6 separate regions of the Mus musculus genome follow, and all the other regions are linked to region 1. The links are chromatin loops, found by intact Hi-C in ENCODE. Cell type or tissue: gastrocnemius. All regions are shown on one strand. Each heading gives the region's core, and the rest is flanking DNA. Links, peaks and the distances in the headings are about the cores only. Region 1 holds the start of Gm17382 (predicted gene, 17382). Region 2 has its middle 16 kb from the start of Atp6v0e. Region 3 holds the start of Atp6v0e (ATPase, H+ transporting, lysosomal V0 subunit E). Region 4 has its middle 41 kb from the start of Gm34455. Region 5 has its middle 37 kb from the start of Neurl1b. Region 6 has its middle 14 kb from the start of Bnip1.

Region 1 (5,241 bases), core at 699-4,698:
CACCTGGCACATGTGGGTTAGGGATGCTGGTGGGTAGAGCCTCTGTGCAGCCTGCCTGGGACCCTAAGAAAGCCCTACTCTTCTCACTCCACGTGGCTTCCCTGCTACCCTAGGCCCAGATATCAAATGTCTCCCTCTGCACAGCCATTTTTCCTGTAGCTACCCTCCTTTGCATCAAGGCTGCCTAGCCCTTCCCTGCAATGTGCCCATCCCTCTGTCTGCTGGGGGCTTTGCCCCTGCCTTCTTACTCAGTCACAGAGCAGCAGCTACTCCCTGGTTCGCAGAGCAGTCCACTCCCCATGCCTCTACTTCCCCCAAGGGCCCCTATGAAGGTAGATTCCCAGCCTGCCTAGATGTAGATGCTGTCACCTTCCTCGTGACAACTTGTTGGAACACAGATCTATCTGCAATAACGGCTTGAGCTCTTAATTTCTTCTTATTTGTAAAATCAAACTGTTTTGATTTTTAAAGAGTTGCTTTAAGGGGGCTGGAGGCACGACTCTGGTTGAAAGCACTCACTACTCTTGCAGAGGAGCCCAGTTTGGTTCCCGTCCATGTGGCAGTCCTCCAAGGGGCCCAGGAATGTGCATGGTACCCAGAATGCATACAGCACATGAGTCACACACATGCAATTAAATCAAATGAAATACTAAAGTATTTCAGAGAGTATTTACAAAGAAAAGCCAGTAAGCCTCCAGCAGACAGCCCAGGGCAGGAAGCATGCCTCTGTCCCTATCAAGTCCCCAGGGATCGTCTTACTCAATGGACTGGAGAGCTGGGGGAGCCTGGGCTGAGGCTCAGGTTCCCTTCTAAAGAGAGGAAATCCTGACAGTCACTCCTGACAAAGAGGGGCCACTTAAGTCTTGTCTTGGAAAAGCAAGAGCTCAGGCCAGCCTGAAAGACTCAGGAAGAGCGAGGTAGCTCTTGCCTGGAGTTAAACCTTCAAGAAGCATATGAGAGAAGTCAGGGATGTCCTGGGTGAGTTATTTACCCTCTTTGACCCTCAGACTCTTCCTCAAACACATGTGCAATGGCCCCACCTCACAGGCACATGAAGAAGAGGACGCTTCATAATCACTGGCAAGCAGAAGGTGCCTGCTTGCTTCAGTTAGAATCTTGTTTGTTTGTTTGTTTGCTTTTGGAGACAGGATTTCTCTGTGTAGCCCTGGCTGTCCTGGAACTCACTCTGTAGACCAGGTTGCCTCGAACTCAGAAATCTGCCTGCCTCTGCCTCCCGAGTGCTGGGATTAAAGGCGTGCGCCACCACGCCCCGCTCAGTCAGAATCTTGAATTCCGCCTCTGCAGTCGGCTGTGGTGACCCCTGTATTATTTTCATTGCTGCTTCATAACTGTAATTTTTCTACTGGTATGAATCATACTATGTAAGCATCTGATGTGCAGATGGCCTTAAGTGATCCCTGGGAAAGGGTGGCTCGACTCCAAGGAGGTCTCGACCCACAGGTTGAGAATAGCTGATAAAGTCATTTCTGTCTGGTTTCACAGAGGACTCCTGGATAATATCATTTAAAAAACTTACAAATCAGGTCTCTTGATGTTTTTCAGCCTCCAACAGGAATGGGGCCCACCTGCTGTGGGGGGTTCCATGGCTGACAATCATCATTGCTGAGGTATCCCTTCTCCAGGCACCTCCTCTTCTGTTTTGCAGTCCCATCTCTTGAGAATCAGGCTAATGATGCCAGACCAAGCCCTCAGCCCTCCCTTCACACTGCGTTAGCCTTCGGCCTACACACAATGGCTCTGCTCGTATGTGCCTTACAATCACACAACAGTGTGTGCCCCAGCTGCATGAACCTGCATCCCGCCTTCCTCACAAAAGCAGATACTTCCATAAGATGACAAATGCTGTTCACAGAGCATCCCGTACTCGAGGGATTTCATGGACATTATTTTGCTTTCTCGTCTGACATCTAACTTAGCTTTTGTTACCTGCAGTTTAAATTTGTGGAAAGTGAACGTCAAACGTATCCAAAGTGACAGAACTCAGCACTCAGTATGTTGATAATCAGGGAAGAATTGTAAATGACTGAAGAAGGACCCATGGGTAGTTGAATAGATATATAGATAAGTGGATGGGTGAGTTAGTTAGGTGGGTAGATGAAGGGAAGGTAATAGATGCTAGCATTCAGCTTAGCTAATCACGCGGCAAAGCTAAGTGCGCCTGCCCTTGCTGGTTCAATTCAAGCATAAGGAATCCCCTGTCTCTTAGCACTGTGCGGGACACCCAGCAGGTACCTGGCATTATCTGAGTTCCCCAACTTAGGAGTACCTGACAAGCATCCTTGCTCCAACTAATTTTCACAGCTGCCTCACTGAGGCAAGATTTGGCCCCTGGGTGAGCATGAGAGATGAAGAACGAAGATTCTGTCCTTTTCGGGCACCAAGAGCAGGCTGTTGAGCTGCCGCGGGAGGGAATGGGTGAGATCCTGGAGGGCTGGGACTCTCGAGGCGTTCCCCTGACTGGCCACGAGAGGGCAGCAGTCCGCAGCCCCAGCGCCGCAGCTAGACCGCAGGGCCAGCAACTGGTTCTCTAGCAGTGCTGCTTAGGACCCACGTGCTCAGCGTGGAACTCACGTGTCGGCGAATGCGGAAGAAAATCGGGAAAACCGATGTGGCATGCTCTTCCCAGGCAACTGTGCTGGGACAGGGTCCCGCAAACGTCGCGGGAGAAAAACCGAAGACATGAGGTGCTCCCAGTGCGGTCCAACAGGCGTATTTTAAATATATGTCCCCAGGTCCATGACTGAAGAAAATTCTGGAAGGACTCCCAGGAAGTTATTTCTTTTTTCTGCTTGCTGTGATATTGAGGTAACTGTTTTGCCATTTAAATGCATTCTATCATTTGTTACTGATAATGATGACGGCGGCGGCGGCAAAGTGATGATATCTGGGATGTAAGAATATGGAAATTTTATTTGCTTGCCTTTCCTTTGCTTACTTTCTGAGTTTTTTAAGCACACGTTGCTACCAAGAGGATAGTTCGGTACTGGGGTGGGAGACACAACTGAGCCACAGGACAGCTGGCACCTTGTGATTGCTTAATATTGCCCTTGAGGTACCAGGATGCATGGGGCCCTGGCCGCCTTGGTACCTACCTGGTGCCAGTCTGTTGGAGCCTCAGTAGGGTCAAGGGGCAGAGCTCTGGGAACAGTAGCAGGGTTCTCGGGTCACAAAGGATGTTCCAATCATCTTGGGCTCTGCTCCTCATTTTTCTGACAGTCTTGTTGGAGATGGCCCTGACATAGCAAACAGGACAAGGTTAGAAAGCACCAAAGCTCCATTCAAACCATCTGCATCTGATACTAGGGTGACCTTGGGCCAGTGACTGGGTATCTCTGGGCCTTAGGTTTTCCGTTTATTAGACAGCAGTTGCAATATCTTTGCTATGAAAGTTAGCACTGATGCCTTTAAGCCATCCAGCAAAAGACAGCCACGTGGTGGGTATTACACACCCCCACCCGGCTTCCCTGTCCACAGAACGAAATAAACTAGATATATGAGTAGAATTTTTAAAAACGAAACTAAAGCGAGACCAGCAGCAGCTTGGGGACTGCTGCCTAGCTTTCCCAGACCCATCTCCAAACCGATAGGGACAGCGGTCTTCTCCTCATCGCCACGCCCTCCCCGTGGCACAGGCCCCGCCTCCCAGCCCTGCAGTTCCTACGCGCTCTCAAAGGTCGGCGACATTGTGCTTTGGACGACAACCTATCTTTTTGGCTTTCCCAGCCTTGACTGTCAAATCCTAGATAAACTGAGCCAGCCTGCTCCTGACACTCACAGAGCAACTCCAGAGAAAGGAAAAGCTCGCGCCGTCTCCCTCATTGCAAAACAAAGATGGGGAATTCTCTGAGCCCAAGAATGCTGTTGGCTGGGAACAGGCAGGCTCTTGGAAATAAACTAGTAAATTGCCAAACATTAAGGCAGAGACTGCCTGAGGGAGCCGTCGGCCTGCGAGGGAAGTTGAAAGGCCACAAGGGACTGGAGAGATAGCTCACTGGGCAGGGTGCTCACAGTATGCAAGGGGCCCTGGGTTTGTTTCCAGCACCAAGTGAACGGGGTCTAGTGGCATTCAGGAGGGGCAGTCAGAAAGCTCAGAACAAGATCTCATCCTTAGCATCACAGTAAGATGGAGGCCACCCTGGGCTACAGGAGACCCTGTCTCTAAAATTAAAAAAAAAAAAATAAGTGACACAGGTAGGCAAGTCAAACGTGCTTACTGGAGTATGTAACGCTATAATGATAAAGAGCTGTAGCACACTGAGGAAAGCGGCTGGAAAAACTCGGAAAGTGTGTCTATCTAGAGAATACACACTCCCCAAGAGGAAGGCTTACTGGGATAAGTAGGCTAGGTAGCAATAAAAGCTGAATTGCTGGCCAGTCAGTGCTGCCGCATACCCTTAACCCCTTAGGAGACAGAGGTGGGCAGATCTCTGTGAGTTCCATGGTCTACAGAGCTAGTTCTAGGACAGCCAGGGCTATACATCGAGGCCCTGTCTTGAAAAACAAAACAAACTGCTAAGGGAAATAGCAGGGGCATTTCCTCTCTAGATTCTGCTTTAAGCTCACAGCATCCTTTCGCTGTCTGGAGGAAATGTAGGGTTGCCCATAATGCCACTACAACGCCCGCTGTGCTGGCAAGGGTGTCCCCTGTGTGTGAAGAAGACAATCCTGTGGGTCAGCATTCATCAAATGGTCTCCAGAGGCTCCCAGGGGATGGTAACTGGGAAAAAGACTATAGAAATTTTGCATTTCAAAGGGAGGGAAAAGAAGAGGGGAAAGTGGAGAGAGAGAGATTGAGAGAGAGAAAGAGCGCTCCTGAGCTCCGAAGTCTCAGGTCTTCACTTGTACAGCCTTCAGTCCCCTGATCCTTGTGTCCTATGGTAAATATTTGCTCTGTGTTAGGCAGTCTGGTTAATTAGGTACTGAGCATAGCCCAGGACACACAGTGTCACAGGACACACAGTGTCACAGGACACACAGTGTCACAGGACACACAGTGTCACCCGGTGGACTTGCCTAATGCCTAGAAGGTGGCGCCTTTCACCTTTCAAGCATGAACCCCAAGGCTACAGAGAGCGGTTTTTAGAAGTCACGTGGTTTCTCAGTACTAAGGCTGACACTGACACCCAAGCAAACACAACTTAATCCAACATCCCTAAAACTCCCAGCCACAGCTTAAACTGCAAATGGCACCCGGGCTGCACCAGGTGGCTTGTTCTTTCA
Region 2 (5,241 bases), core at 730-4,729, 230 kb after region 1:
ACACACCCATTTTAAGATAGAGAAGCACTGCAAATTGCCCCTCTTTAAAATGTAAAATTTCAAAGGAAAGGGAGGATGCCCAGTAAACTAGGCTAAAAGCCCACCTTGCTTGCCATGACACCTCGGGCATTATTCCCAGAAGACAGCTCTTCCCTCACCCATTTACCCCACACCCGCACAAGCTGCTCTGAGACCTCCGTTGCCCAGCCTGCAACCTTTTCTTGGCCTTTTCTTACATCTCTCCTCCCGGCTGCCACAGCTGAGATTTACAGCCCACAAGATGGTTCTCAACTTCTTTTTGAGTCCATTTTAACAAAAATTATTTTTATCAAGACGAAGACCCACCTCCTATTTCCCAGCAACCCTTTTATCACTGAGCCACATGCAGCCCCAGTTCCTTGATGATGTCTTTTTAGTTTCTCTCCATTCCCAAACACCTCACCCCCAAACTTCACCCCCCCTTTCCCACCACAAAGGAGTCTGTAGAAATTACATGGGTTTCAAATGGAAAAAGAAAAAGAAAAAGAAAAAGAAAGAAAAATGAAAAAGGAAAGAAAAGGACATGACTGCTCCCAGGAACAGTGAAGGAGAAAGTTTATTGTAGATAAAAGGGAGACATAGCCAGAGGCGGACATAGCTGGAAGAGTCCAGGCTAGAACTGACCCTGAACCATGGGAAGATGGAAAGGGGAAGAGGAAGGGAGAGAGAGGAACCAAGTGCAGCAGTCGGGAGGCCAAAGGTACAAAAAGGAAGGGTGGGTAACCAGAATGTCTGGATTATATAGGGAAGAGTCTCTGGGGGGAAGCAGCACAGCTTGATTTCAGGGTAGAGGGCAGGGCTTGCCAGCCATACCATGTAAAGCATCCTGAGGGGTGCTGGGAGAACCTGGAGGCCAGGTGCACTGTAATATGTTAAGTAGGTACCTCAGTCAGGGTTTAAACTTAACAGATATATACTGCACAGTTGCTCTCAGCATCCTGGTCACAGAACCTCCATCTATGGCTATTCAAGTCCATTCCATCATAATGTTCACTTGGCATATATATGTATATGTATATCCTATGCATGTCCTCCTGCATAATCATATCTAGATATAGCAACTAGTACACTGTAAAGGCTGTATGAGTTTTGATACTGTATTGCTTAGGACATGAAAAGAAAAAAAAATCTGTACATATTCAGTATAGATGAACTTTTAAAAAAATCTAAATATTTTCTACTTGTGTCTAGTTTAATTTGGGTGAACCCTACCCATGTGACAGGCTGATTGTAATTGTCCAAATTCTTTAAACACCATGACACACCTTTCAAAAGCCATCTGACTGGCTTCTTCAGAATTACTAAGAAGTTCTATATGCAGAAATTTGGGTCCTATTGCATACAATTCTATAAAAACACATGGTGGAAGGTCAGGGTTATATCTGCATTACTTTAAATTAAATTAAAATGTAATTTATTGATGCTAGAGATTGAACTTATAACAACATATTAAACACATACCTTACCACTAACTTACACTTCCTGATCCCTCAAATCTGAACTTTTAAAAAAGTGTTCTCTCACCTTCCAAGAATTTTAGGGAGAACCAATGTTCTCCCTAAATGTCCCCCCGCCCCCAACCCCTCCGTTGTTTGTTTAGCCCTTGCTTGGCTCATAAAGCCATACCTGGTCCCAAGTGTGTCTTTCTTGCTGGACATGGGAACTGTCAGTTTTATAGTCCTAACTCTCTGATCTGTAGAGTAGGTATAATCTCAGTAGGTTGTCGTGAGAATTAAATGGGTTTCCTAGAGTGTTCAGGACAGCATCTGGCACAAAGCAGTTCTAATCAATCTTCCTAAGAAAATCAGATGTGTGGGCTGGCTCACTCCAGGATAGTCCAAAAGTCAGCCTTTGCATCTACCGTACGTACTCTTCACATTTAGGCTTTTATGCTGAGGACTGGCTCTCAGCGCTCAGACTCCTAAAATTAATCACAATTATGTAAACCCTTAGCTTTGTTTGATGGAAATAGGTGCGATGCGCCACGATGGGAGACAGTGTGAAGTGTGCTTTCTCTACCGTTTATTTCTATTTTTTGTATTATACCTTTTTTTTTTTTTTTAAACCGAGTGAGAGCTTTGGGGAAGAGCCAGCTCACCGTCTTGAGTCCATGGCCGCCCACCCCCCCCCCCCCCCCCACCTCTGGGTCCTTGCCTTCCCCTCCTCAGCCTTGCACCGGAGCTCTGCTCTTCTGTTGGAAGATTGCTGGTAGCGCGGGCGCCACCTGCAGGTTCGTCAGATTGAGACACGCTGCGCATCCTCTGGGAGTGAAGTCTTGGTCCTTCCTGGGTTTGCCTGAGCTGTGAAGGAGGCACCTGTCCTGAGCACTGTAGTAGTGAGGAGGGAGGGAAAGGGCCTGTGGTTTCTGCTGTTTTCATCTTAGGAACCCAAGTGATATTCTGTGCAAAGTATTATTCGTTCGTCGTCTCTAGCCCTGCCACTCATCCATTCATGGTGCATGGACTGAAAACCTACTTTGTGCCAGATTCTAGATACAAGGTTGTAATGTTTCCTTAACAAATGGAGACCTTTAGATATAGAAAAGATGTCTTGCCCAAAGCCATCTTCACACTGGTCCTGTACATAGTCCTAGTTTATCAGAGTTGGTAAGATGGAAGATAAATTGTCCAAAGCCAGTCTTACTGGAGCTCTGAGGACTGCAGGGGCCGGTTTAGTACTTTATTCTAGACGCCTCTGCAACCTGTGTTGGAGATTTTTGGAGGAAGGCTCCACCTGGACAAAGTGTCCTACTGTGGTTAAAGAGACCATGGCAACTGGAGTACCACCCACTGTCAGTGTGTCCAGGTCAGAAGGGCTCGGGAAAGGCTGCTATCGGCTGCCTCTACTGTGATTAAAGTTGTACCACGGGGCCTACCATCAGTCACTCTCTCTGTTTCTATGGAGACTTGGGGGCAGGTGCCAGCATGACTGTGCCCAGCAGGGTCACAGTTGTCCTCACAGCAGAGCTTCATGGGAGTGAGTTCATCCATTCTCTGGCTCCCTTATTTTGCCTCCTCTACTGTACATTCAGATCTGTCCCTGCTGCTGGTTTCCTCCAATGTTCAATCAAGTAGTGATTATTCGGCATCTCCACAAAGCTGGCACAGAGCTTTGATAGGAGACGTGGAAGCATTCTGACTCTGTAATGTTCCCACTTTCTTATAGGATGGCTTAACGCAATGGTTCTCAACCTGTGGGTCGCGACCCCAATGGCAACTCTGCTTCTGAAAGCACTTACAATTTATAACAGTAAGATTACAATTATGAAGTAGCAACAAAAACAATTTTATGGTTGGAGGTCACTACCACATGAGAACTGTAAGAAAAGAGACAAAAGGCCCTCTTGCTCTGACTCTCCTCCGTTTTGGCTTTCTGTTTTGACATTGCTCAGATGACGTTAGGGCTGAGGAACAACCACCAACCGCCCCCCCGCCCCCCCCCCCCCCGCCCCGTGCTTCCTCAGAACCCGGTAGTCAGGCCGATCTGGGTTGGAATTTCAACTTTACCACCTGCTAGCTGTGTGGCCAGGGTGTGATTACGCCTCTGTTTCTTCCTGGCATGCCGAGAATGCCAAGTCCTCCCAGTGATGGGTTGGAATGAAATGCATGACCTCACCAGCAAAGAACTGGCAGGGAGCAGCTGCGGGGAGGAAAAGGGGTCTTCGGAGAATGCCCTCCCTCATGAGTTCCCATTCACATTCGCACGATACCATGTCTATCTTCAGATAACGAACCTTCGAGAAGCATGCACCAGGTTGCTTTGTGCTGGGGGTGGGGGGAGGCCTGTAACACCGAGCTACACCTCGAGCCCGAAAACAAGTTTTAAAATAATTTTTTAAAGATAAATTTTATTTATTATTATATGGGAGGGTGATCAAGCGTCATGGCACACATACGGAAGCACACACATACTCTCTCCTTCCAACTTTACATGGGTTCTGGGATTGAACTCAGGTCATCGTATACACCAGCTATCTCACTGGCCCTTAAATATTTTTCATTTCTGTATTTACTTGTGTGTATATACATTCATACATTATATACCATGGCAACGAGGGGGCTAATTCTTCCATCATGTGGGTCATCAGGACTGGTAGCTGTAGTGACAATTTTGGTTTCTTTAAGAACACAAAAATAAAAGAACGTGCTTTCACTTTAATCTCAGCTGGGGGATGTGGGATGCGAGGCTGCTTCTGACTGTCCGAAGCAGCTATGATTTGCCTCGTGCTCTAGCAGAGGCACGGTTTTGCTGGCTGCAAATGGTTTCGGCGATTGTGTGATATTTAGAATTCTGGGAACTTTTCAGAAGGTGTATAAATGCCAGGGCCCCAAGAGGCAGTGCAGGTGGTTGGTGGTTGTACAGGAGTGGGGTGTGGGGGGTTGGCTGCACTTTGTTAGTAGTCCTGCTTAAAGGAGGAACAAGAAAAAAATAGATTGAGATCTCTCTTTGTCTCCCCCTGCTATCCTTTCCTATGTAGTGATAGCAGGGGAAACTGGGGGGATAAAGGGTGGGGAAAAGAACCCACAAAGTAGCAAAGACGGCTACAGTAGCAAGTTCCTTTCCCTGATGAGCCATCCCCTCCACCCCCAAATTTTTCTCTTAAAAAAGGCTTTAGACCTCTAATGGCCTGTCATTGTTTCTAGTAAATAAAAGCAACTTACCGTGACTGACCTCCCCTCTTCCTCCTTCCTCTGAGTCCTGTTACACTTCCCTTCTTCCCAGGTTTCCTCCATGATGACACCCATCTCGCCTAGCACTTGAACCTCTCCCTGGGATGCCCCTTCACCACTGCCTCTTAGAAGCACTGCAGCCCAGGGCCCCTGGCTAGGATTCAGTCTTCCATGTTCTATGTCAACTTCAAATACATTTGTCAGTTCATGGATCCAGTTCCAAGGAGCATCCACGGAGAAAGTCCCTTGGTGGTCTGTGTTCCAGACAGGTGGCATCCCAGGGTAGATCTCTCAAAATTTCTGGAAACGCTACTGCTTGAGGACAAACGGGAAATGGTTCTTTTGTTTTTAGCAAACACTTTAGTAAAACTAGTGTTCTATGGGTGAACGGACTGCCAGCCTGGGTGCCTCACCCGTGGCTCAGTCACATCAGGCTCCCCTCCTCCCAGGGTGATCTCCCCCTAAGGTACCCATAGTTAAACTTGATTAGAAGAAATCCTCTCTCTAGAAGCTTCCACAACTCTCTACATAT
Region 3 (5,241 bases), core at 1-4,000, 210 kb after region 1:
GACCTGGTATTAATTAATCCTAAAACATCCATGTTTCAGTAAAACCAAGGAACATGGAAAAGCTAACTAAGTCTTCCAAGGTCACAAGAGCTCAGTCACCTTGGAGCAGTGTTTCCTAAACTCTAAGCCTATAACTCCTAGGAGGCACCATTTCAAGACCTGCTCAATCCTGCCAAGAGCAAGAAAAACAAGGATTGCAGTGGAGGCTGCAAATAGGCCCCAGATATGATCTCACTGCAGGTCAAATAGAACCTGACTGTGGTGAGCACCAGGGGTTTCATTACTCTGCATAACAGGAGGGGCACCTGATGCCAGGATGGGGAGAACAGAGTTTTAAGAAAGGAGTGGCCCAAACTAGGCACGTTAATGAAAGCTATTCTGGGATGAAGGCCAGAAAGACAGACAGTGGTGGAACGGAACAGGGTTGGTTTAAACACAACAGAGACATTTTGTTGTCTAACTCCAAGAGGAAAAAAAAAGTGTCTAAATGGACTCAGTACTCAGTTACTACAAATTACTTTGATAACTGCAGAGCCCAGATACCACATCAGCTGCTGTAAACCGCAGATGACGCTGTAGGACTGTTACTGAGAAGTGGAGCCTCCCTGATGCTTGCAAAGGACAGATATTCACCTATCATTTCCCTTTCAAAAGCCATTTAATTGCGACCTGGAGAGATGGCTCTTTGGTTAAGTACACTTGCTCTTCCAGAAGACCTAGATTCAAGTCCCAGCACCCACGTGACAGCTAATGACCATCTGTAACTCCAATTCCAAGGGATCCAAATGCCTCTGTGGACATTGCACGCATGATGCCCTTACATACATGCAGCTATACACTTATATACATAAAATAATACATACATCTTTAAAAGTGCTTTCTTAGGCTAATAGAAAAAACACTGTTAAAAGTCAGTGTATTCCAGACAGTAATAGAAGCCAATATCACAAAACAGTAAAACTTCAGCTGGGCGTGGTGGCGCACACCTTTAATCCCAGCACTTGGGAGGCAGAGGCAGGTGGATTTCTGAGTTTGAGCTAGCCTGGTCTACACAGTGAGTTCCAGGATGGCCAGGGCTACACAGAGAAACCTTATCTTGACCCCCCCCCCAAACAAACAAACAAACCCCCCAAAGCCCCCCCAAAACAAAGAAACCCACAGTAAAACTTTCTCTAATCAAAATGGCCCACTCAGTAAACATTGTCTACTCTACAAAGTGTTGTGGAGCTAAACACTATGTACCCACCATTCAGTGTCTAACCATTAAAGCAAGAGACGTTTCTGACACACTACTACTTAAGATCAAGTGTCACCTCCACATGATCTTGAGTGAGAGGGAAAAAATTACTTAATTCAAAAGAGGAACTAGAAAGAGGGTGCCCTAGGCTCCTCTGAAAAGGTTTGTTTTTACACTGCAATACAGAAGTTTATCTCCAAACAGAGAAAACGGTATTCTGCAAACCTTAGATGGGGGAATGAAAATCTTGGCCAACCACTGTAAATACTGTTTACAAGTAAGGGCAGGAGCGCCCTGGAAGGTATGACGCAGAGGTTTCTACACAATGCCTTCAGCTCTGGGTGATTTAACCTCGTTTAGATCAGGCTCACCCTGGCTTGGGTTGGGCCCACTAGCTGCAAAGGCTGAACTTAACGCTCTGCATCAAGCTTGTCTGAGTCCGAAACTGCGACAGCAAGGGGGCGAGAGGGAGATTTCTGTTCTCAGATCCCTTTCTTTGAGGTTTAGGCAAAAAGCCTCCCGTGCATCAAAGACAGAACCAAAGCAGCGACAGTGGCTTGGGAGGCGCCCTAATTTCTCTTCAGTCGAAGTGCACACTTTTAGTCCATCAAGACAAAAAGCACTCCCTAAAATTCACTTCCGGGAGGGGCCGCCAAAGGTGACCTCACCCTCCAGCCGGGGACGTTGACAGGCTCTGAGGAGCGCATGCGGTCCTCCCCTCTGTGGTCCACCCCGCCTCATCCTCCCGCCGTAGTCCTCCACGTACGATCCTTCTCTCCGTGATCCTCCCACCGGGGTCCTCCGCTCCCACCACCTTGGACCTGGCGCACTTACCCCCGGTTAGGACCCTTGGGGATAAACCAGGGCACGAGGAGGCCCACGAAGCCCCAGAACACGCTCATCACGATCAAAGGCACAGTAAGGCCGTGGTATGCCATGCCTGCGCCCCAGCAGCCGAATCGGTCCGGAGCCTCGCTCTCGTCCCACCCGGAAGTGTCAACAGAGGCTCACGTGATCGGCGCGCTAAAGCCCCGCCCTTTGCGCGCGGCGTGACTCGACCGTCGGACTCCGCCCCTTAGACTAGAGCCCCGCCCTTACCTGGCTAGTCTCAAGGCTGTGGTTCCATGGGGCTTGACTGAGATGAACCTCCAGCCACCGGGGAGGGGACCAGCAGAGTTTTCTGGAAAGAACTTAGGCCCATTTTGGTGATGTGTCATTTACAGTTTTATCTATATTTTACGCGCAGACATAAATAAGTAAAACCTACAATAGTGGACTACTGTTCTAGAGTCTTGTATGCTAGGCTCCTGCTTTGCATTCTTCCATAGCCCATGAACTACTCACAATCGCCATCTCTGCTGCAAGTGAAGAATCACAGTCGCATTGTAAGTAACTTCACGGTTGTAAGGCTCTTAATCGTTGGTGCTGCTGTGTGTCTTGTACAGAGTGCCAGGGTCTGAGTTACAGAAGTAAATCTGACAGCCATCTGAGAGAGGTCACATCTCCAGAGAAGATGGACAGCTGAGGATGACCAGGCCCTACTTTGCATTCCCGCCAGTTGTCACAACAGTTTCAATAAGAATAGGAATTATCGGGGCTGGTGAGATGGCTCAGCAGGTAAGAGCACCCGACTGCTCTTCCAAAGGTCCTTAGTTCAAATCCCAGCAACCACATGGTGGCTCACAACCATCTGTAACAAGATCTGATTCCCTCTTCTGGTGTGTCTGAAGACAGCTACAGTGTACTTACATATAATAAATAAATAAATCTTAAAAAAAAAAAGAATAGGAATTATCACCGGGCATCGTGGAACACGCCTTTAATCCCAGCACTCAGGAGGCAGAGGCAGGCAGATTTCTGAGTTCGAAGCCAGCCTGCTCTACAGAGTGAGTACCAGGACAGCCAGGGCTACACAGGGAAACCCTGTCTCGAAACAAACAAACAAACAAACAAGAATAGGAATTAGCCAGAAATATCATTGTGGCTCGCCAGAATTGTAGGCTCATTGCACCATGAACTTCCTGAGACACAGAGGAGGGGAGCAATTCTTGGAGGTTTTTTTTTCCCTTGGGGCCAGGGACTTGCTATGAGGAACACAACAGCTCCCAAATGCTGGGATTGCCAGTGAAGCACCATGCTGAGCTGAGGTTGGTTTTGCAGAAGCTTGCAGACAGAGCAAGATGAAAAGGGAGATCTGGCAGCTGAATCCAGTGTGCTGGCTGTGGATCCATTTCCCCGTAGTAGCCACCTCTCCTGATTTCTTCATCAAGTAGAATGGATTCCTGAATTAATTGGACCCTTCAGCAGCTGTACCATCTTTGCAAATGATTTTCAGACTTTAACTGAGCCAGCTGTAGTGGCCGCATACTTTTAATCCCAGAATTTAGAAGGTGAAGGCTGGCAGAACCATGCAGTTAGGAACAGGCCAAACTAGACTCAGAACTCAATTTGAAGTGGAGGTCCATCTATTGGTCATGTCTTGATAGTCACTCAGCTCACCATTAGTAATCTGAAATAATTTGTTTCTTTAAAATAGTCATGTAATTTATGTCAGGTGATGGTGGTACACACCTTTAAAAGCAACACTCAGAAGGCAGAGGCAGGTGAATCTCTGTGGATTCAAGGCTAGCCTGGTTTACAGAGAGATTTTTAGTCAACCAGGACTATACAGAGAAACCTTGTCTCCAAAACCAACCAACCAAACTAACTAACAAACAAAATTCATGGAATTTGGATGCCTATGTAGCAACTCACAAAGCACATTTATATTGGAATATGTTGGTACAAACCAATTCCTAGGAGAGAGTATAATTTGAATTTACTGGTAAGAGGTACAAATAATCAGAATATAGTTATTATGTGACTTTTCCTGGGTATACAGGAACAAATGTCCATTCACCCCCAGATAAGGCATGGATGGCAAACCAAATCTTTCATTCTACACAAGTCTACCTTACTGAACCAGTGAATATTAGAGTTACTTACAGGAGTATGGGTGGCATAGAAATTCCTGGAATTCCCTGCACAACTTGCAAGCAGCTTGGTTGGCCAGTTTCCTACCCTGAGCAATTGTTACTGTTCATACAACTTGTGGAAGGGGTCTTGTGAGTCTTGTAACTTTCAGAGGATTCCTGAGTCTTCTTTGTTTCCTTTACTTCCTGTCTGAGCCTTGTTCCAGGGGAATGTTCACACAGCATACAGTAAGGAGCTATGTGATGGTTTTCTTTGCTTCTTTTAAAAGATTTATTCTATGTTGCCAAGTGTGCTAATACATGCCTTTAATCCTACCACTTGGGGGGGTGGGGTGGGCAGAAGCAGGAGAATCTCTGTGTTCAAGACCAGCTTGGTCTATAAAGCAAATTCCAGGACAGCCAGGGCTACACAGAGCCTCTCTCTCAAAAAAACAAGACAAAACTTCAAAAAGATTTTTTGTTTGCAAATATTTTTTGTCTGCATGTATGTCTATGCAACAGATGTATGCCTAGTGCCCTTGAAAATCAGAAGAGGGTATTGGATACCCTGGTACTGGAATTATAGATGATTGTGAGCTGCCATAGGGGTTGCTGGGAAACAAACATGGGTCCTTCGCAAGAGCAACAAATGCTTTTATCCACTGAGCCATCTCTACAGCCCCTTCTTTATGTGATGAGTATTTTATCCATAAGGTTTCTTATTTTAAGTGACAAAATCTATTAAGATGGGGGAAGGAGAAGAGGCTTACATAACATATTCAAAAGACAACACAGTAGACAAGCCACAAAACCAAAGTGTAGGTGGCCCTTTCTACATCAGACCACACTGGGTCACATATATATGTGAGATTGTGTGTACCTCTGCAGAGGCCAGAGAGCACCGTAACTGATGTGGGGTGACGTCCTTTGCAGTAACTTTGAGTGCTCTTAACTGCTGAGCCAACACTCCACCCTCCCTTCTGCTATCTTTTTAAGTTGTTGTTGTTTTAACAGTGACACTCAGGAATCCTATATGTCTGCCTGCCTGCCTAC
Region 4 (5,241 bases), core at 759-4,758, 420 kb after region 1:
TCTAATTTCTCTAGGCTCAGCCAAGAATCAAGATCAAATGTGCATAGAGCCTCAGGCACGTAGTAGGCCCTCCAAGCATGGGGCATGAAGGGCCCTACCAGTACTCAATAGTTGCCTCAATGCCTCTTCAAAGCTGAAAAGCAGGCCTTGTGTTGTGATGCTGCTGTATAACAAGGGAAACTGAGTCACTAGACCAGGAAGTGCCTGAGTCCAGGCTTCAGCCTGAGTCACAGCATAAATGCTGGACAAACTCCTCCTCACCACCCCTGGAAATACTTCATGCTCTGTGACTGGCTTCCTCTCCTTCCCTGCCTTGCCAGCCAGGTAGATGGTGGCAGGAGCTGAAGGAAGCGAGGGCATGCTTCACCCCAGGAGGGGCTTGGATCTTTCTTGAAGGCAAGGTTCTCCTGTGGCTCTTTCAGTGAGGAGAAGGCTCACGGTTGAGGGAGGGCTTCTCTCAGACCTGATGGGTACCCTTGCTCCATTAGCATTGCCGTTCCCTTATACACACGGGACTGAGACTTGCAACGTGTTTGCCCAGGTCCTACAGCTGTGTTGTGGCAGGACACGAGTTCACCCCTGCAGCACCCCACAGAGAAAGCTGAGTGGGCTGTCACAGGTCACCTCAGCTCCCTCAGAGCAGGCTAGCTCAGAAGCTCAGCAGGAAGCCCTTCCCATCCCATCTCTTCAGAACTGGGACAAGTTTTGACGTCAGCACATCCACATTCTTGCCCTCTAGCCCTGGGTGGGGTTGTTGATTTCCTCCCTCCAATGTTGGTATCACAAACAGGAAGCTGGGTCATGTGGGCAGGCCTGGGCTGAGGGCTCACGGGGGACAGGGTCACGCTTCCCGCCAGCTCTACATTTCTAGCAGGCGGTCTATGCTTCTGAGAGGTTGGGAGTCTCTGTTCTAATGTGACAGAGGGCCATACTGTCTCCAGAGCTACTCGGAGGGTTTCAATGACCACGCTACCTGCCTTGGTCCCCAGAGTGCTTACACTGGCCATGGTACGTAGCTTCCTGCTTCTGCTCACGGAAGAACAATAAGACCTTTGCCGATGGAGCACTGACGCAGGCTGCGGGCTTCATATGGGTCCTTGAATTCTTATCATCAGACTTTCATATCCTTTTACAGATTAGACCCCCAACACACTAACAGGTTAAGCCAATAGTTCGAGTTCCCACCACTGTGGGATTGGGTGGGGCAGGGATTTGAACCTACACAGTGTAGCCTAGAGCTAACCAGCACAGCCCCTCCCTCTTCCTCCTCAGCTCAGCCCCACTCAGGCTGTAATTCTGGAAAATGCAAACTTGATGGCACCGGTTTGGGGCTCATTTCCTCCATGGCTCCGTACTGCCCCAGGGCTTGAAAACCGTGGTCTGCGGAGTCTACGGCTTAACCTTCGCTGCCCGGCATCTACCTTGATTTCCCCCTTTAGATGCACCAAGCTAATCTGCTTTCCGAATCCAACTCCTTCACCTGCCAGGACTACCTTCTGTAGAGAGGAATCTCAGGGTATAGTGGGGTAAGCTTTGTACCTGGTCACAAAACCAGCCCCCATGAGTCTGTCTAGTCTGAAGCCTTCTATGGATACAGAGGTCCCCAGTGTTAGCTTGCACTGGGTGGTAACAGGTTCTGTCCAAACGGCAGCTTCCCAGGCCCCACCCTGGAGGGGAGGGGTTTGGTCTGAGTACCTGTATGTTGACCTTTTGGCGTGAACCTGAGCATCCTCCAGTCCTTCCCAGCCCTTCCGGCTGCCTGATAAACTCAAGTTGCCATGGAAACAGAAATGCTTATATGGGGTTTTTAACCATAGGGCTCTGTTCATCCAAGGCCACCAGCCCCGACCTTCTGCAGCAGCTTGACTTGTTAAGAACCTTGGAATCTTTCCACTCACAAGTGTATTTCCCAAATCCCAGAGAGGGCTGATACAGAACAGAGGCTCACATGGCTGTCTGCACATTGGAGCATGAACTGTGTGGCCCATCTAGGCCCTAGACTCTGTCAAGTATAGACGCTGCTGCTGCTGCTGCTGTTGCTGCTGTGGCAGTGGAGGCTGCTGCTGCCTGGCGACCACTCTTGGAGAATCACTGGTATGAAGGAAGCCAGGTTGCAGAGTTGGTGGTCAGACAGAGGAAGTATGGGTAGAGGCCTGGAGCTCTACTGGATTCTGCTGTGGCTCAGCTTTCTTATCCTCAAATGTGAAGAACAGCAGGCTACCTACTGCTGGGGGTCATAAGGACTTCAGGGCACGGGAGGGATCAGAACTGTCCTGCCACCTGGCTCTTTCCACAGATGTTTGCTGAGCCAGCACCATGCTCCTTCCCCGATGTGTCCGGGGCCCAGTTCTCATGGGCTTCATGGATCCTTCCACCCCCTTGAGGGACAGGCTGTCCTCTGGGCATGGATGGGAGGTAGCACGGGAGGGGTCAAGCCATGGCTTGGTCTCTCTTTACCAAGTATGCTTATCCTTGAAGGAGGAGACCGCAGGAGCCTAGCTTCTCCTCCTGACTGTGGAACCCCTTCAACTCCATTAGACTCCAGCCCTCACTTATAGTTACTATATTCAGAAAGCGGAACTCGAGAGCAGCATATTGGAATCTCACACTAGCCCACTCTGTACCACTTGGGATAAGACTCATCCCTTGGCCGAGTTCAATGCTGTGGGCTATGCTCACAGTTACTGAGGAATGGTCTTGGTGTTCAGATCAACTGTGCATCCTGCCAGTGCTCCCATTAGATGACCCTTCTCAGACTTAATAATGGGACGAGATGAGGCTGCGACTTGGAAGCCTCACAGAGGGCTGTGGAGAGCTCCCTTCAGGTGAAAAGGTTCACTCATATACGGTAAGGAAAAGGCAGTCTGAGGTTGTTGCTAACGTTCCGCAAGAAGAAATCTGCTCCTGACGCTTCAAAGGAGGAAAAGGAATTTCGGGCTAATCATGTCACATGTCAAACTGCAAACGTTCTGCCCAGGGTTTGTGGAGGGATGGGAAAGGCATACACACTGGGAAGCTGCACTGGGCAGCTTGCACTAACAGACTCATTGGTCCAGTCAGGGTTCTCCAGCCGCCTGTGGATTTTGGACTGTCACCTGCCAGAGAGGGTGCAACGGGAAAGGAAATCAGGTAGGTGCTTTCCCGTGTTATAGCGCCCTCTGGTGGGCTGAAGGTGTATGGTCACTGTGACTCAAGGCTGTTGCAGCTAGACAAAACAGGAGAGGATGGAGCAAAGATAGGCAGGAAAGAGGAAGATATGCATGACAGAGAGGCAATTTACACTCCCTGAGAGCAGGAACCTGGAGGAGCATCCTTCCAGGCAACGGCCACAGTTTAACGTACTCTGGATGGGGTCTCTCCGGCCCAGGAGAGGATTGGAAGTGGAGGTGGCTGTTTTGACAGAGGCGAGGGTCCTACTGTGAGAGAAATTGCTGAGGAGATGAGCCAGGGCTGGTTCTGGGACCCAGGTGTTTGGCTATGTAGGCGGGAGTTAGGTCTGAGTGTGGCTCCTAACTTCATATGCTGGAACTTGAGGCCTAGCATATCCCTGATGGAGCTGAGGCCTTTGTGTTCTTTTAGGTCAGAGAGGCCCTGCCCCTGTGAGTGGATTAGCACCAATATCAATGCCACCGGGGCTGAGTGTGTATGAGCATGCACACCCACCAATTATCATGTTCTTACTGACCAAGAGCACCTTGCCAAAAACCCAGCAAAGGCCCAGGAGAAAGGATCAACTCTTAGACCCTTTGTGTGTGTGTGTGTGTGTGTGTGTGTGTCTGTGTGTGTGTCTGTGTGTGTGTGTGTAATTGAGGGGAGAGTGCATGTGTGATGGATTGAGCATGTAAGTCAATATGGTGTGTATACATGTGTAACTGGGGAATGGAGCATGTATAATGTATGATGTATGATGGACTTTTGTAGGTGAGAGAGTGAGTAATGAGGGAAGGAGAGAGAAAAGAGGGCAGGAAGAGATGGGCAGGCCTGCTGAGCTGCTGTGCCCGCAGCATGGTGTGAGGCTGGAGGACCCGAGAAAGCTGGCAAGGTGAGATGGGATTCCCCCAGTGTCTCCAGAAGAGAGGGCTTCAGTGAGCTCCATCGCCTCCTCTGGAACTGCGGCGTCCAGGTTCTGCAGCACGTCTGAGTCGCTGCTCTATCATTCCATTGTTCATTCTTATGGCACACAGTAGCCCAGCATCAGATACCCCGAACCTCAATCACCATTCCTGATAATAAGCGCTATTGGTGTATATACATCTCAGCCATCTAGACTGCTGCTGCCGCCGCCGCCATGTGGGTTCCTGAAGCTGCTTCCTTCCATAGAGCTCAAGTGTTTACATGGGTTAAAATCTGAAAAGAGCTGTAAGTTCAAAAGACACACAAAGATGCCCAGGCCCGTAATCCCAGCATAGGAAGCCTTGGGCAGGATTATCATGAATGCTAGGCTAGCCTGGGCTATAGGATGAGACCATATCCATATTCCATATACCTCTCTCTCTCTCTCTCTCTCTATCTCTCTCACACACACCTCACTTAAACAACACCAGTTACTCACACATACACATTCTATCGTATGAATACCCACATATACACAGTCCATGCTTATGACTGTGTCCTTTGCCACCTACACACTCTTTACACACACTCAAATGCCTAACTTACCTGCTTTCCTTCACACTCACACAGACTAACCCTCAGTTTACACACCCACAGCTCAACAATCTTGATCCACCTCCATCCCTGTTCATGCTCTCACATCCTTTGAGTGCTCACCCTTGATCCCTGCGTGCGTGACCCCAGGATCTCCCTTGTGCCTTCTGCTCTCAGAGCCAACCGCCAGCAACCAGTGGGTGACCTGAGAGGCCCTTGTGAGCCCCAGCCTTCTGACAGCTGCGTTGGAGACACAGGGTCCCTGTCTCTCATAGACACATCCAGAGGTGTGTGTCCTAGGTGATTTGAAGTCCAGTCCAGTCTGGAATAAGAGTAGACAGTGTCCACGACGTGTTCTCTCTCTCCTATCGAGAGGAAGAAATAGAAGCAGAAGCCAGGATGTTTGGGAAGAAGAAGGGAACCAGCAGTGTGTGTGTGTGTGGGGGGGGGGTGCTGTAGGAGTGAGCACAAAGTGTGTTGTATGTATACATCCGGAATCCAGCGTTCGAGCCAGGTCCCAGATATCAACAAAACCAGCAGTAGCTCCACTCTCTAAGCTTATTAGCTTCTATACTGGAACACTGGTTGTTCAGA
Region 5 (5,241 bases), core at 401-4,400, 430 kb after region 1:
ACAACCTCGGCTTGACTGGAGACTAGCCTGTCTGTGCATAGCCCATTGCCCCACATCTGTTTATCTATTTTATTTTGGTTTTAAATTGGTATAATATTTATTCTAATGACATCATATCACACAGATGCTTTCGTGACTTTTTTCTTGCTTGGTGTGTCTGGGACATTCATGTCATTCCCAAGCAAGCCCTGTGAGTGAGTCTCAGACCCGTCACTGTGGTGTTGGAGAGAGAGGCTTTTGGCCTAATGTTTGGAGGATATGGTGTAAGCTTTCATTTTTCAAAATGTAATTTAATGATGGTTCTTAAATGCTTTAACCTCCCTTCTAGCCCACCATCCACCAGAGGTAGTAGAAAAGAAAGGTTACTAGGATACGGGGGAAGTGGACCTGCTTAGAAAATGTTCTTTGGAGCAAATCTCATCTGCATTGTCAGGAAATCAGCAGTTCAGTTCATAGGTCAGTAGAGGCAGCTCGATCCACTTGCAAACACTTCACGGATCCACCAGCAGTCCAGTTCAGTAGTGTCAGGATAGCAGCAGCGGTGGCTCAACCTAGCAGAGACAGCCAGGCCTCAGCAGACTAGGCACGAGTCAGCAGGAGAAACAGGACCACCAGGGATGTCAGGAGTTCTTGGCTGTGCCTCTCTCAGTGAACCGACGATATGCCATTGAAGACGAGAGACCAAGAAGCATTGCACAGCTAGCTCTACAGGCAAGCCCCGTCACTGTCCATTGGGTCCTATTTATACTCCCTCCAAATGTCATGTGTCCTCTATGGGTCTTGCCTGGATATGTGTCTTGCCTCAGCACATGAGTCTCTCTTAGCAAAACTCCATGTGAGTTTGTTATCAATTGACATCACTCTGACAACCTGCCTGAGTCCACGGAAGCAGCAAGAAGCCACCAGTGCACCACCAGAAGTTTTTTGGTGTGTTTCTCTCTATCGGGTCCTGACAAATGATGAGCAATGGTAAGGCACACCATTCCCACTCAACACCATCCACTGTCGGTTGGATCCTTCTAAACAGCATGTGTCCCAGTGAAATGTTCCTTCACAAGTCTGCCTAAGTGAGACATCCTTTCACCTGTGTCCTCTTCAGGGAAACACTCCTTCAGGCATCTGCCCCAGCAAAACACTATCTGACACAACTGACTTTCCAAAGAAACCAGAAGTCTCCACTTCAGTATGGCCTATCTGCCCGAGGGCCACTGTGTCCCTGAGAGGGCAGGCTGGCACTATTGCTGCTTGTTGTTAGCTAGTGTGCAGAGGTAGCCACGCATGTTATCAGTTATCATCCTGAAAAGTAACTGGCTTTGTGACCCAGCAGAAACTTGCCACACACTAGACCATGCCTCTGAATCACTGGGTCACAAATTCCTCAAGTTCTGGGATATTCATATTCCAGTCGCTAAAGCTATACATTTAGCACTCCTAATATGCTGTCTTATGTCTGTGTTCCCATTGCCTCTCTTTAAGGTTCCTGGCATAGGTAGGCTGGGTGAATTAAAGTGAGCCTGAGACCAGTGACCTGAGGCAAGGACCAGGTGCATGACCCACCTCCTGGTCCTTCAGGGTGTGGTAATCCTGGGATCCTATCGGGGTCTGAGCTTCTCCAGTAGGCTCCCACCACCGTGCCAGGCCATCCAAAAACAGCCTCCAAGTCACCCTGATATCCCCACATCCTGAAAACACCAACCTGCAAAGCCAACTACTGGGTTTTCACTTTCCTGATTGCTGGGTGTCACCTGGAGGGTGACACCTGGAGGGTGCTGGGTGGGGTGGAAGTGTTGATCTGGATTTGATCAGAGAGCCAGCTGCCTATGTGAGTTGGAGGGGCGCCACATTTCATCATGTCCACTAGAGGGAGATGATGTTTCATCTTCCAAAAAGCCACAGTTGCCTCTCTTCAAAAAGCTGAAACCCCTTCCAACTTCAGCTTTATGGCTTTCCAGAGGCCTAAGTGTGGGCTGTCCCTGAGCAGGGGCCCTTGTGTCAATTCAGGGAGGAAACCTGCTTAAGAGCCGTCAGGGAATGGCTTCTGAGGACATCTTGGGGAAGAGCCTGATGAGGCAGGAGAATGCCAAATTGGACTGTTGCCCCAGACCCAGTGGTGCACCCACCTGCTGACCTGTCTGCTCCTTGGCCGGGCAGCCCCTTTCTGCTGGTGGGACTCAGGACAGTATCCCTGCTGGCCAAAAGCTGCCTGCCTCTAGTGCCTGGCTTTTCTGAAACCTTAGAAGAGGCTCACCTAAGCCTCGGCCTCTGTATCACCGCCACAGTAGCTAAAGCAATGCCCCTGTGAAAAGGTGTCTCTATTTTTCAGGGCACAGCCAAAGGGGGCCTGTGTGGAGGTGAGATTGGCACAGAGAAGGAGGAGTCTGAGAGGGAGCAGGGGGAGTGTCTGAAGGATTCCCTTTTAGCAACTTCTGACGTCTATCCTGTGCTGGCTCATGAGACCTTCCCCTCGGCTCATTTCCATCCCCCTGAAGTGGGCTGGCTGTCCCTGGGAGCAGTGCAGAGGCTGGAAGCAATGACTGGGTTTCAGGCAGCTCCACTGCCTTTGCTGGGGAAGGCCTGGCCTTTCCCACGCCTCCCCTGGAATTCGAGACTGCTCCTGGGAGTTGAGCAAAAGTGTGACTTTCCCTCCAGAGTCAGAAGGTTAGCCTCCCAGGCCTGGACCAGCATTCTTGACCAGGAACCAAAACAAACAAGGGGACGGGGCCAGAGCAGGCTCAGAAGCAGGCCTGGTAAGCCCCTGTCTCAGCACCCTGGTTTCATTCTTTGTGGGAAGGAGGTGCGCTAAATTTAGAGACCGGTTTGGTGGAGGTGGGACAGAACTCAATAGCTCCACCACGTGGTGGTAGACTGCAGGGAGCAGAGCTGTGTATAGCCCAGCAGGTTGTCACTGGGGGAACAAACAACTGCCTAGTCCTCTTTATCCAAAAAGAGACACCTAACACCCCAAGGGGGCAAATGCAAGCATTGTGTTGCAAGCACCTTCCTTCTGGCCTGCAGCATCCATGTGCCCTCCATGTTCCTGTCTGCAGCTCACTGCTTCCACCTGGGGCCATTGTGAAGTATTTGAGGGTTACTCAGCTAGAGCCCTGCCCTACCACGACAGCAGATCTGACAAGCCAATTAACTTCACTGTGGCTACTGGCTGAGTAGCATATACATTGTGGACACTTGGAAGGATGTATGTACAGTGTAAGCCTGTGGGTCATTTATTACCAGAGTGTTCTGTGTAGTATTCAGACCAAGGTTGACTGTGGGTAAACCATAGAACGGATGGAAATCAGGATAAAATAGAGTCCTGTACTTAGCATTGACTATGTGGCATCACTGTGACCTAACCCACAAGGTGGGGGATGCCTCTCTTTCCTCAGAGATCCAACTAGGCTGAGAGGGAAGGGGTTTCACCCAGAAGCAGGTCTGGACCTGAATGTGTGTTCATGCTCTCTCATCCACCATGCTAGATCCCAGAGGCCCTGTGCTAGCTGACACCAAAAGCCCCAGGCAGTATGCCAACCTACTGGCGAGAAGATGGAGTTTAGGGAGGGGCCTCCCTTTCATAGATGGCTCCAGGGTGCTGTCACATGCAGAGTGATTTTTTTGAGATAGTGGAGAGGGTCTCACACAGGAGGTGGGTGGAGTAGTGTGTAGGCTCCAGGACTGCCAAGCAACTCCAGAGCTGATCTTGTGCTGCTCGGGCAGCTGAGGCTGCAGTAATAGGCCTTATGTACAGCCTCGGAAAAGATGCCTAGGCCTAGGCGGGCCACATCTGGGACAGCAGGCAGAAAAGGGGACCAGGGCTGGTACCTCCTCTCTGGATGTATTTAATAGTCAGGGTCAAGTTTTGTTTCCAGAACTGGATGCCCGGAATACTTGAGTTCTTCCCATCTTCATGTAGAAGTCAAAACAACTTCCAGAACCAGGCTGAACCTATAGGAAGCCTAGGTGAGACCCTGGTTCTGGGAGGGCACAATGGTACATCATCGTCCAGATATGGCCACTGCTTCTCTTTGCCCATCTGTGTTTCAAATTAATGAGTGGTCTTTTTCTTCTTTTTCTTCTCTTTCTTTTCTCCCTTCTCTTTCCCCACTCTCTTCACTTCCTTCCTTTCTACTGGAGATTTAGCCACAGGTCAGCTGGACTGCAGCAAAAGAGCCAGTCCATTCAAAGCCTGCCTCACCTGCAGGCCCTGCCCTCATCGAGCCTCCTCCTCCTCTGCTTCCCTACAGGGCCAGAACACCTGGGGAGGTGGGTGAAGGCTGTGATGAAATTCCTTGGAAGATTCATTTGCCTTGGTAAAATCACCAGGACTAGATGCTGGAGCAGAATGAAGAAGTCAGAGAAGAAAGCTTTCGGCTACACAGTAAGGTAGAGAACTCCTGTTTCTGGTCCTGCTTCTCTTTAGTGGCAGCAGGGCCTACTCCAGAGTTTTTGTGAGGACCGGTGGATGAAATGGAAGTCATTCACGTGTAGGAAGTGCTCACTAAATGACCCCTTATTGTTAGCTCTGTGTGCTACTCAGCGTGCAGAACCTCAAGAGCGAGGGAAAGAGAAATTTGTGTGCATGTAAGATGGCCAAACCCAGGGTTGGCTCAGAGTCTGTTTGCAGGAGTGGTGGGGGCTTTGCACACTCAAAGAGAAACTGGAGAAGGCAGGGACAAGTGTGCAAGACCAGGAGGGACACTGACGACTTCCTTGCATTGCTGTGATAAAGCCACTATGACCAAAAGCAATCTGGGGGAGGGAAAGATGACTTCATTTTATAACACAGTCCTTAATGAAGGGAAAGTGAGGCAGGAACTCAAGACAGAAACCTGGAGGGTGGAGCTGAGCTGGAGATGACAGAGACACACTGTTTATCGGTTTCCTCCCCTCGGCTTGCTCAGCCTTCTTTCTTCTATACTCCAGGGCCACCCATCTAGGGAGAGCACTGCTCACAGTGGGCTGGGCCCGTCCACATCACTCATTGAGCAAGGAAATGTCCTGAAGGCTTGCTCACAGGCCACTCTGATGGAGACATCTTCCCAACCCTGTGTTCTCCTTCCAGATGGCCCTGGCTTGTAGCAAGTTGACAACAACAACCAGAAAATCACTAAGTGGTTCATAGCCTTTGCATCTGAATTGATCTGTCCCTCAGCCTCAGTAATGCACTGGCCCACACTGGTCTGCTTGCCCCTCTGGGGAGGTGGACTTTAGAGAGCAAAAGACCCTGGCTTTGTGTCAAGTGTA
Region 6 (5,241 bases), core at 733-4,732, 91 kb after region 1:
CAGTTACTCCTTCCCCAGGAAGTCCCCCCATAGCCTCACCCTGAGGCATCTTAGTTAATCTCAGATCCAATCAAGTTGACAGCCAAAGATTACCCATCACACCTGGTCCTGATTCCTCTCCAACCCCAGCAGCAGCTTCTTTATTTAAGCACATTTTACTCAAAATGAGAAAGAGAAACGAAGCCATTTGCTTCTGCTTGGTGGTGACCATAAGAGTTTCTGCACAAGTGACTTGGGAGCAGCTGGCATACGAGCAGCTGCTGTATTCATCCTATGATCCTCCCAGGACTTCTGAGACACTGTTACTGTCTAGAGGTGCCTTAGTCACAGACAAGGACAAGTACAGACAAATACAGCCCCGGGACACAGGCCAGTGAGAGTACAATTAGGACTCAGGTCTCCCTGACCATGCTACCATGACCCATTTAAAGAGCCAAGAACATAAACACCACACCCAATGCTGTGGGTCCCCGGGTGACTCGTGTAGCCTGAGCCCACTGTTGGAGGCTGTAGGGACAGTGGTCTAATAACACTTCCCAGCCCCAGGCTGCAGTCCTTCATCCCTGACAGCACCACCAGACCATCTATCTCTTAGATTAGCTATAGCTATTTTTATTCTGCCCTTGCTCAAGCGTAGCTTGGGCAAAGCTGTGAGTAGAGGCCTAGGGAAGACCACCATTGGCTCAGGGAAGACCACTGTTAGCCCAGGAAGAAAAAAATAATTTATATTGCTGTGTTATTTTTTAAAAAATTCTTCAAGCTGGGCACGGCAGCACACATCTTTAGTCCTAGCACTCAAGAAAGAGAGGAGTTTGAGGCCAGCCTGGTCTATAGAGTGAGCTCCAGGGCAGCCAGGGCTACACAGAGAAACCCTGTCTTGAAAAATCCCCCTAACAAGCCTTTTAAAATATCTTTGTTCCTTAAAGGACCTTTAAATTGAATCCTATTGCAGAATCCAGCCCCCCCTACCCCCCGGCATTAGAGGTCATCTACGGCCAGCAATGTGAAGGTTCAAAATGACTGGTTCAGTAGCAATGATGCAGTCTTGCTTCCTGGTTTGCTACAAGGTTTCAAGAAGATAGAGTGGGCGAAGGAACAGTGATGAAGGAGAGCATGACTGTCCTACTTCCAGGATCTCCAGCCAGGCTATAAACTAAGTTAGAACAGATTGACAGGAGGAAACCACACTTGGTTTGTATGTGCACATGAAAATCCTGCAAACCAAGACAGTGACTGACCTTCCTCCAGCATCTGAGGTGCACAAGGAGCCAAAAGAGGAGGACCTGGAAATGGATGGTGACTTTTGGTTGTTTAACATAGATAAGTACCACTCAGGGAGTCAGGTGTCTGGAGTAGCCACACAGATATAGCCAGATATTGTTTTAAGTTTTTAAAAAAATTATTTATTTATTTATCTTATGTATAGAAGTACACTGTTGCTCTCTTCAGACACACCAGAAAAGGGCATTGGATCCCATTACAGATGGTTGTGAGCCACCATGTGGTTGCTGGGAATTGAACGCAGGACCTCTGGAAGAGTAGTCAGTGCTCTTAACTGCTGACCCATCTCTTCAGTCCATTTTCAATAATTAAAAAAAAAAAGTGCCAGGCATGGTAGCATATATTCAGCACTTGGGAGGCAGAGGCAGGCAGATCTCTGATTTCAAGGCCAGCCTGGTCTACAGAACAAGTTCCAGGACAGCTAGGGCTACATAGACCTCCATCTTCAAACAAGCAATGTTTTAAAAAAGATTTATTTTATGTGTATGAGTGTCTGGCCTGAATGTACGTATGTGCCTGATGCCCACCAAGGTCAGAAGAGGACTTCAGATAACTGTGAGGTGCCATGTGGGTGCTGGGAACTGAACCCAGGTCCTCTGGATGAGCAACAACTGAGTCATGTCTCCAGCCCCCAGAAAAGTCTACCCTGAGTAGATTATTCCAGTCTCACACACTCACATTTTGGGATGACATATCCTTACCCCTAACAGGCTCCAGGAAGAAGTGTGTTGGGGAAGAAGGAGCCTAGAGAAGGGCTAGGTGGTTTTGGCAGGAGCAGTACATAGAGACAGAGGTGCCTGCGGTCTGAGCCCCTGAGGAGGCTCATCTGTTCTACAACTCTGGGGCTGTTGATGCTCTTCCTATAGATGACTTCCTATAGATAACTGAAGCTATAGGTACATGGACCTGGGCTCTCAGAGCCTGTGCAGGGCCAAGCAGACGGAGCTTGATCTAAGTGGGCATTTAGTGCAGAAGATGAATAACAGAGAGAGAGAGAGAGAGAGAGAGAGAGAGAGAGAGAGAGAGCTGACAGAGAAGTGGGGGGAAACAAGATGGGTACTACCTGAGAGCTGGTTAGACTCCCCAGGCTTGCTGGGTGGCTGCCCCTCTTCTATCAGCTGACCCCTCCCCCCGCCCCCCCCCCAGATTGAGTTTTACCATGCAGCCCCGCCTGGCAGGAAACTTAGCATGTAGACCAGACTGGCTGGCCTCTGTTTCCTGAGTGGTAGCATTAAAGGTGTACAGCACCGCACCCAGCCCTGACCACACTTAATATTGCAAAGCTGCCCTCTTTCCTCCACCCGGATGCTCCACACGCAGATCCATTTTCCCCTGTACTAAGGGGCCTCAGAGCCCTGTGTGCTCAGGGTTCTTGCTTGGCATCCTAAGTAGTGCGAATGCTAGAAAAGTACTCGTTACACTGTCCTATCCAGGGCATAACAAATAAAGTCTGTACAGTATAAAATTGTTCTTTTTTTAAATGTAAAGTTGATTGAATCTGCAGATGGGGAACCCAAAGATACAGAAAGCTCGCTGCATTTTCTGACACATTGAGGACGTATTTAGCATGTACATCTGCTCACATTAGCTTGTCCACTACTGCAGCTTCAGATACAGTCGATACAGATAAGTTAGATGCTTAGCAAAACACCTCTGGAATGAACAGCCCTTTGAAGGCTGCACCAATTGGCCAATCAAAATGTAGTATATGAGCTTGCCTTGTTGTTTAATTGAATATTAAAGGAACTTATGGAACATAGCCCAACCAAAACACGAAGGGGTCTTGTGCATTTAGTTGTCTTTTTTTTCACCCTCCCTCCTTTTAAGGTAGCTTTTAGAGCATTTCAGTCCCTGGAGATAGCTCTATTACTTCGGGAGTGCAGAGTAAGTGTGGACATTGCCCCCTCCTGGCTGAGTGTGGAAGGCCATTTTCTGCACAGCTAACCTGAAGAGGGAGAGTCAGGCTGTGGTGGAGGTTCAAGATGAGGTCCTGGTGATTCAATAGGTCAAATCAGACTCTAGTTTCAGAAGGCAAAGTAAAAGGGCCAAAGGGACACTTCTAGGGAACGCAGAGCCCACACATTTCCACAGCGTGAGGATGTTGACAATTAGTGGGGAGAGTAAAGAGAAATGTTAAGACAAGACAAATCCCTGCTTGAAAGCTCCCACCTGCCACACTTAAGGCTGGAATCCGAGTGGGAGCTTCCCGTCACGACTGCACTCAGATTAATCTGTCTATAATCTGTGTGTATAGTTTGCACCTCCAAGTGCCTTTGGAGGTCAAGAATTAAGAATGTATGAGTGTGTGTGTGTGTGTGTGTGTGTGTGTGTGGTGTGTGTGTACTTGGGTGTGTATGTATATATGTGGTGTGTGTGTACTTGGGGTGTGTGTGTATGTATATATGTGGTGTGTGGTATGTGTGTGTGTGTATACTTGGGGTGTGTGTATGTATATATGTGGTGTGTGTGTACTTGGGGTGTGTATGTATATATGTGGTGTGTGTGTGTACTTGGGGTGTGTATGTATATATGTGGTGTGTGTATGTATATATGTGGTGTGTGTATGTATATATGTGGTGTGTGTGGTATGTGTATGTGTGGTGTGGTGTGTGTATATGTATATATGTGGTGTGTGTGTGTGGTGTGTGTGTGTGTACTTGGGGTATGTATATATGTGGTGTGTGTGTACTTGGGGTGTGTGTGTATGTATATATGTGGTGTGTGTGTGTGTGTGTGTGTGTTAAGCCCTCCTTTACATACATACCTTATCTGTGACTTTGCTCTTTATGGCTTTAGCTATCTGTGGCCAACCACAGATAAAAATATAAAATGGAAAATTGCAGAACTGAACAGTTCATGGGATTTTAGTCTCACACCGTCTCTACAGAAATCTCAGGTGGTTCTGTTCCATACTGCCATGATGGAACCAATGACTTGGGTCTGCCCAGTGCACACTCTCTGTATATGCAATCCACTACTACTGCCTTAGGAGCTTTCCCAGTCAGGAGACTGACGGTTCAGTTTGAATGTGTGGGATTCTGTACTACTGGGCTAGGAATTTCTATCACCCACCATCACACACACACACACACACACACACATCCCTTTCCACTTACAATGTACTCAGTAAATCAGTCTGATGTATACAGCCAACAGCATACACTTGGTCCCAAGATGACCTGTCCCTTCACGACAAAGGCTCTGACTCTTAACATATGCCACACCCGCTAGCTACTTCCTGTTTCCCCTTCATTCACACCAGCCTGGTTTGGACTCTGACTTCCACTGTGTGGACAGGGAAAATCACAGCAACATAAGGTAAACTGCTTAGGACCATGAGGTCTGAACATTTCCAGTTCTGGGCCTGTGATCTTCCACTCACTCTACCTCCCAGAGCCTCCAGTGCTATGAACAAGCTATGAACTTCAAGGACAATGCCAGCCAGACTGACAGCATAGGGAACCTCTAGGGCTGACCTAGCTGGGAGCCTGTACCTGGGGCATGGACAGAACTGGGCACAGCTGGGTGTCAACAGGACAGGCTTCTCACTCTGTCATGCTTAGTCTGGACCAGAGAGAAGGGAGCCACAGAGTACCCTGCAATGCCCCAGGCCATGCCAGGCTGCTGGGAGAAAGACCCATCTGGGCACTCGGAGATGCCGGTACGGGCTGCTCCAGTGCAGCTCTCTGCAGTCCCTCTTGCTGATACCTCTCTTCTGTTGATGCTGGAGAGAGCATGTTAGCTTTACAAGTCTGGTGATGTCTAGGGATCAGCCTGTAGCAGATGCTCCCTGCTTCTTTAACTTTGTTCTCTTCGTGCTAACTTTGTTCTCTTCGTGCTAACTTTGTTCTCTTTGTGCGTATGCGGAGACACGCCAAAGCTGCACAGCTCCCTGGAGCTGCTTTTCCCCTTCCACCCATGGGGCAGAGGGAACTCGGGGTGTCAGGCTAACCAGCAAGT

What was found. A loop is a pair of places that touch in the nucleus more often than their neighbours do. Peaks named below come from ENCODE experiments on the same cell type or tissue, not always from the same donor. Only the 100,000 strongest peaks of a DNase experiment are listed, where the experiment ranks them.
Region 2: a loop joins it to region 1, with 10 times the contacts of the local background. A loop is called at or near these places in 25 of 42 quality-filtered maps.
Region 3: a loop joins it to region 1, with 2.4 times the contacts of the local background. A loop is called at or near these places in 21 of 42 quality-filtered maps.
Region 4: a loop joins it to region 1, with 3 times the contacts of the local background. A loop is called at or near these places in 25 of 42 quality-filtered maps.
Region 5: a loop joins it to region 1, with 3.0 times the contacts of the local background. A loop is called at or near these places in 22 of 42 quality-filtered maps.
Region 6: it touches region 1 in a loop (9-fold over the local background); 37 of 42 quality-filtered maps call a loop at or near these places.

The regions. Positions count from the first base shown.
Region 1 is chr17:26,883,552-26,888,792 of GRCm38, reverse strand. Gm17382 (predicted gene, 17382) reads left to right here and starts at 2,547. Exons shown (of 3, transcript NR_168075.1): 1 at 2,547-2,826. In gastrocnemius, for the core only: CTCF peaks have their summits at 2,487 (motif pointing right) and 3,685; DNase peaks (open chromatin) are centred at 2,501 and 3,664; H3K4me3 peaks cover 1,773 bases; H3K27ac peaks cover 1,581 bases.
Region 2 is chr17:26,657,433-26,662,673 of GRCm38, reverse strand. No RefSeq gene overlaps it. Among named protein-coding and RNA genes, the nearest start is that of Atp6v0e, 16 kb to the left of the region's middle. In gastrocnemius, for the core only: a CTCF peak has its summit at 2,280 (motif pointing left); a DNase peak (open chromatin) is centred at 2,258; H3K27ac peaks cover 474 bases.
Region 3 is chr17:26,673,409-26,678,649 of GRCm38, reverse strand. It overlaps Atp6v0e (ATPase, H+ transporting, lysosomal V0 subunit E), which reads right to left and starts at 2,254. Exons shown (of 4, transcript NM_025272.2): 1 at 2,072-2,254. The coding sequence starts at 2,175. In gastrocnemius, for the core only: a CTCF peak has its summit at 1,693; DNase peaks (open chromatin) are centred at 1,959 and 2,257; H3K4me3 peaks cover 2,815 bases; H3K27ac peaks cover 3,161 bases.
Region 4 is chr17:26,460,734-26,465,974 of GRCm38, reverse strand. No RefSeq gene overlaps it. Among named protein-coding and RNA genes, the nearest start is that of Gm34455, 41 kb to the left of the region's middle. In gastrocnemius, for the core only: a CTCF peak has its summit at 3,164 (motif pointing left); a DNase peak (open chromatin) is centred at 3,130; H3K4me3 peaks cover 1,273 bases; H3K27ac peaks cover 2,781 bases.
Region 5 is chr17:26,449,414-26,454,654 of GRCm38, reverse strand. No RefSeq gene overlaps it. Among named protein-coding and RNA genes, the nearest start is that of Neurl1b, 37 kb to the right of the region's middle. In gastrocnemius, for the core only: CTCF peaks have their summits at 1,857 (motif pointing right) and 2,862; DNase peaks (open chromatin) are centred at 1,873, 2,075, 2,872 and 3,528; H3K4me3 peaks cover 409 bases; H3K27ac peaks cover 3,004 bases.
Region 6 is chr17:26,792,875-26,798,115 of GRCm38, reverse strand. No RefSeq gene overlaps it. Among named protein-coding and RNA genes, the nearest start is that of Bnip1, 14 kb to the right of the region's middle. In gastrocnemius, for the core only: a CTCF peak has its summit at 3,189 (motif pointing left); a DNase peak (open chromatin) is centred at 3,198.